Regions from separate parts of the Homo sapiens genome. Here region 1 is linked to region 2. A link is a loop called in an ENCODE intact Hi-C map of the cell type or tissue named here. Cell type or tissue: CD14-positive monocyte. All regions are shown on one strand. Each heading gives the region's core, and the rest is flanking DNA. Links, peaks and the distances in the headings are about the cores only. Region 1 overlaps FCN1 (ficolin 1). Region 2 overlaps LOC105376311 (a long non-coding RNA gene).

Region 1 (2,804 bases), core at 142-2,641, 430 kb after region 2:
CTTCTTCTTCTTCTCCCTCTCCCTCTCCCTCTCCCTCTCCCTCTCCCTCTCCCTCTTTCTCCTTCTTCTTCTTCTTCTTTTTATTTTTATTTTTTTTTTGAGGCGGAATCTCGCTCTGTTCCCCAGGCTGGAGTGCAGTGGCACGATCTCAGCTCACTGCAACCTCCACCTCCCGGGATCAAGCGATTTCTGGCGGAGTTTTGTATTTTTAGTAGAGAGGAGGTTTCATCATGTTGGCCAGGCTGGTCTTGAACTCCTGATCTCAAGTGATCCACCCACTTCAGCCTCCTAAAGTGCTAGGATTACAGGCGTGAGCCACTGTGCCCAGCCTGCTTTGCTTCTTAAAATTAATGTTCAGTTTCTGAAAGCTACAAATTCAAAAACTCAATTCATCCTGAATATTTTAAGTTTGGCTTACAGTTCTTGTTTTTCTATTTATAAGACCTGCAAATCTTAAGAGTCACCTTTTTAGAGCTTTTGGATACCATAAATTTAGTTCTTTAAATAACTTCAAACATTTAAAATTGCAATAAGAAGTGGAATACACTCAAATTTCTCCTGCGGCATTTCAGCTGTCTAATGAGAAAACCCTCCTTAGCACTAATTAATCTTTAAAAATCTAATAATTTAACTTAAATCTTAAGAAATCTAATAATTTAACTTAGAAATGCAATGAGCTCAAAGTCTCTTAAATATGCCAATACCGTGTATAAACGCACTAAGATTTCCATGTAATATTACAAGATGATTTTGATTAGTTAGTTCCACATTTTATATTGGATTTGTGAGATTCTTCATAATAGGCCAAATTATTTAAACATTACAAGACTGTGAAAAATCAAACCTGTCCAGATTCCTTAATACAAAAGGCATATTTTGGCCAGGCACAGTGTCTCACGCCTGTAATCTCAGCAATTTGGGAGGCAGAGGCGGGTGGATCACTTGAGGTCGGGAGTTCAAGACCAGCCTGGCCAACACGGCGAAACCCCATCTCTACTAAAAATACAAAAAAATTGCTGGGCATGGTTGTGTGTGCCTGTGATCCCAGCTACTTGGGAGGCTGAAGCATGAGAATCTCTTGAACCTGGGAGGTGGAGATTGCAGTGAGCTGAGATCACGCCACTGCACTCCAGCCTGGGTGGCAGAGTAAAACTCTGTCTCAAAAAACAAACTAAAAGGCATATTTCTATGGCTATTTTATATTTATATTAATCATATTTATATTTTATATTTATACTAATCATTTCTAGACTTAAAGCTAAGTCTTCCTAGGTTGTAAAAATGCTTACCTACTGAGGGACGAAAGTACTATCCCAATAGTGGATTTTGTGATGGACTAGAGATTGTGGCAGGGGCGTAGTAGGGTCTGGTCAGCCCCCAATGGGCTACAAGGACCTCTCCTTACAGGTATTGAGTCAAGAACACTGGGCATCAGTGGAGGATGTGCCTGTAGCTCATGTTCCTGGATCCAAGCATGTGCAGTTTCTTTATAAGTAGTTTTTAAATTGTGGAACATAACATGTACTCAAAAGTGTATAAAGCAAAAGTACAGCTTAATTATTTTCATCACTAGTTAACAAACATCCTTACAATCACCACCTGGGTCAAGAAACAGAGCATTGCCAGAACCCCAGAGGCTTGTCCCTGTCCCTTCCCAGTCACCATGTGGTCCCACCCTCAAATACAATCACTTTCTTATTTTTCCTGTATACATTTACCACCTAAATATGCATCCAAAATACCATTGGCTACTTTTGCTTTTGAAAAACTTTATCTACAATGGAATCCATAGCACATACCCTCTTGAACAGGCTCCTTTTGCTGCCATGTTTGTGAGACTCATGCTCCTTGTGTGTAGGTGTCACTGTGTAATTGTCATGGCTGTATGGCGTTCTACCCAATGGCTATCCTTGCATTTTTTAACATCCATTCTCTTCCTGATGGGTATGTCGGCTGATTCCAGTTTGGTGCTATGGTGAGTATTTGGCTGTAAAGATTCCTGGCCATGCTCCCTGGTACACATGACGGCCATATCCAGGCCCTGATGTGGGACTGGCAGGTTAGAGGACTGTGTGTCTTCTTCTCCAACAGTTGATGCCAAGCCATTTTCCAGGTTGGTTCCATCAATTCGCATTGTTACTAGCAGTGTATGCAAATCTCCCTCCCACAGTCACCTTTGACACTGGTGCTATCCATCTTTCTAACTTCTGAGGCTCAGATGAGGGTGCCGCAGTGACTCCTTTGGGTGCTGATTTGCATTTCTCTGGTAAGTGAAAAGTGGAGCACTTTTTGATAAATACCTTGCTCCCCTGCATGTCATCTTCTGTGAAGTGTCTGTTCACATCTCATACCTTTTTTTATTTAACTGAGCTGCTCTAATTCTTTTATTATTTGCAGGAATTCTTTCAGGTATAAGCCTGTGATTTATTTATTTTTGTATAAGGCATGGTAGGCAGAATAATTCCCTGCCCCCACCACTGCCCCGCCAAAAATGTCCTGCCCTAATACACACAAAGTCAGAGCCTGCAAATACCTTCCATGGCAAAAGAGACTTTGCTGATGTGGTTAGGGATAGAGACCTGGACATGGGAGAGGATCCCAGATCATCCAGGTAGGCCTAGTCTAATCCCATGAGTCTCAGGAGTGGAGACCCTGTCCCATGGGGCTTGGGGGGAGAGGGGACAACGGATGAAGGGTCAGAGAGATGTGGTGCTGCTGGCTTTGGGGTTGGGGGAAGGAGTCCGGGCCAATGAATGCCAGTGACCCCTGGGGCTGGAAAAGGCAAGGAAGCAGGTTCTCCCCTA
Region 2 (2,804 bases), core at 115-2,614:
TCTTGCCACTAACGGGATAAGAGGAGGCCCCAAGCCAGCCCCTGCTCCATCCCTAGCCCCTGCCTCACTCCCTCCCACACCCCAGGAGCCCCTCTGTCCAGGTGCAACTGCCTGGGCCTCGTGGCAGTTGGCTTTGCCCTTGCACCTGCCTCTGGCTGGAGCCTTCTCAGAGGGCTCGAGGGGACGGTGCCCACCCATGGCTCTACACCGATCTGGCTTCTGCTCGATGCATCCTTCCTCCGGGTGCTGGGGGATGTCCCTTTGCAGAGACGTTATGTATTTTGTTCTCAGCTGTTTCCCTGGGGCCTGGGCTCACTGAGCAGGTGGAGGAAGCTGACAAAGTGTGGGTTTGGCTGCCGCCAGAAAGCCTTGCCTGGGCCTCAGGGGGCTGGGTGGGTTCCTGCTGCCTGGAGAGGCCTGGTGGGCACCCCCTGACCCTGATCGGCACCTTAGGACCCCGCTGCCCTGCTGTCTTGAGAGAACGAGGAGCAGATTCCCGGGGAAGCAGGAGGGGTTCGGGGAAGGAGCAGATCCCCGGGGAAGGAGGAGGGACCCGGACGAGAAGGGGCGCTGCACTCCACGCAGGATGTCTCTCCACCCTGAGCCTGCGGGAGGCCGGTGGCATCTGCAAACTCTGCCACGTGGACAGGCTGCACACTTCTTTCTCCAGGCGTGTTCAGGAAATGAACTTTTCCTCCTCCTTTTCTGGGCCGTGTCCCGGGAGGCGGGGCCCCAGGCTTTAGGAAGGAAGGCAGCTCTGGCCTGGCAGTCGCTGCTCAGTGAGCCCCCAGCCAGGATGGGGTGGGGGCTGTGCTGGGGCCCTGGTGGGGTCCCCCTCCCACTGGCCTCTCTGCTTGGCTCCAACTTCAGCCTGCACAAGCCGCTCCCCACTCTGCTCGTCCCAAAGCCCAGAGCCTGTGTGGGTTTGCAGAGAGCCTGGGTTTGGGGCTGCAGCCAGGACAGCCACCATTCCAGCCCCGACACATTCCAAGAGGGTTCCCTGGAAATCCCTAGAGCCCCCAGAGCTTCTCTGACACTGAGCATTAGTGCATTCTGCCCTCAGAGCTGGAGACCCCGGACCTGCAACTGGCACCAGGGCTTGCTCGTCGCATCCTCACTCTAGGCGCCAGTTCCTCACTCTAGGCCCCAGTTCCTCACTCTAGGCCCCAGTTCCTCACTCTAGGCCTCAGTTCCTCACTCTAGGCCCCAGTTCCTCACTCTAGGCCCCAGTTCCTCACTCTAGGCCCCAGTTCCTCACTCTAGGCGCCAGTTCCTCACTCTAGGCCCCAGTTCCTCACTCTAGGCCCCAGTTCCTCACTCTAGGCGCCAGTTCCTCACTCTAGGCCCCAGTTCCTCATTCTAGGTCCCAGTTCCTCACTCTAGGCCCCAGTTCCTCACTCTAGGCCTCAGTTCCTCACTCTAGGCCCCAGTTCCTCACTCTAGGCCCCAGTTCCTCACTCTAGGCCCCAGTTCCTCACTCTAGGCCCCAGTTCCTCATTCTAGGTCCCAGTTCCTCACTCTAGGCCCCAGTTCCTCACTCTAGACCCCAGTTCCTCACTCTAAGCCTCAGTCCTTCACTCTAGGCGCCAGTTCCTCACTCTAGGCCCCAGTTCCTCACTCTAGGTCTCAGTTCCTCACTCTAAGCCTCAGTCCTTCACTCTAGGCCTCAGTTTGCCCATCTTTGTGAAGAGCAAGGTGGCCCTGAGACGGGTATCCACAAGCTGTGTGGGTTAAGATACAGGCTTTAGTGTTGGATGGCTGAGGGTCTGGGTTCCAGTGTGGCCAAGTCGGCCTGAGCCTGTTTCCCTGCCTATCAATAGGTGGATGAGAGGCCACACGGAGCCTGGCACCGCTGGGAAGGGCTGCTGTAGCCACTTCACCCACCCAGCGCTCCCGAGTTGCCTTCTCTGGGGTGTTCTAGAGACTGCTGGCCAGAGGACTTCATGGAGCCTTGAGCTCAGCCCTCCCAGCCTCCAGATGGTGATAAATACATTTCTGTTCTTTATAAATTGCCCGGTCTGGGGGTAGTTTTCTTTTATCGTGGCTCAAATGGACTAAGACAGAAGGGAAAGAAGAAGCCAGATTGGGTGGAAAAGGCGGCTGCATAGTGGTGCAGGCCTCATAAGGCCTAGTCCAGCCCTCTGGGGACCCCCAGAAAAGTGTCCTGCACCTCACTGCGTCCTGCCTGTTGGTGTCCTGCGGCACACGGCCGTGGCTCACCTACAGAGCGTGGGAAGGGGCATGACCTAGGGTGCGGAGGAGCTGCCAGCTGGAGGCTGTGTGCTAGCCACTCCCCGGGGCCGGGTGACAGGTCCCTCCTGAAGGGAAACCAGGGCAGCCGTCCCTGTGCCAACCACAGCAGGTCCTATGGAGAGGCCGGACCGATCACTCTTGGGAAGGCGGGCCCCACACTCTCATTTTATAGGTATTGAAACTGAGGTCAGACGGTGTGAAAGGGGCTTTTCCAAGGACCGGCCAGCAGCCATGTGGTGGACGGGGATGGAACTCAGTGGGGCTGGAGCCCTGTTTCTGGTCTGTCCTCCCGTGGGCAGCTGCTCAATGCAGCAGGTTGCGACGTCTATTTTGTTTGCCACTGTAGCCATGTCTGGGAATGGCTTAGCCATTTCTATTTTGAGCACCAACTGTGTGCCAGGCTGATGATTTTCCCAGAGAGGGGCTGGATGCATGCACAGCCTGGTCATTCTCACCAAGCTCCTGCCAGCTCTGCCACCAAGGAAACACCTGGCACTTGCAGCCGGCGCCTTCCGCAGGCTCCTGCACCCACAGCAACTCCAGCTGGGATT

Evidence for each region. Peaks named below come from ENCODE experiments on the same cell type or tissue, not always from the same donor. Only the 100,000 strongest peaks of a DNase experiment are listed, where the experiment ranks them.
Region 1: it touches region 2 in a loop (9-fold over the local background); 1 of 110 quality-filtered maps calls a loop at or near these places.

What each region holds. Positions count from the first base shown.
Region 1 is chr9:134,905,911-134,908,714 of GRCh38, forward strand. FCN1 (ficolin 1) reads right to left here. Exons shown (of 9, transcript NM_002003.5): 9 at 1-2,804. Among named protein-coding and RNA genes, the nearest start is that of FCN1, 11 kb to the right of the region's middle. In CD14-positive monocyte, for the core only: no CTCF peak of the experiment used is centred there; no DNase peak of the experiment used is centred there; H3K4me3 peaks cover 194 bases; H3K27ac peaks cover 856 bases.
Region 2 is chr9:134,474,860-134,477,663 of GRCh38, forward strand. All of the region lies in intron 1 of LOC105376311 (a long non-coding RNA gene), which reads left to right. Among named protein-coding and RNA genes, the nearest start is that of MIR4669, 97 kb to the left of the region's middle. RefSeq lists an enhancer at 682-1,183. In CD14-positive monocyte, for the core only: no CTCF peak of the experiment used is centred there; a DNase peak (open chromatin) is centred at 1,602; H3K4me3 peaks cover 917 bases; H3K27ac peaks cover 1,674 bases.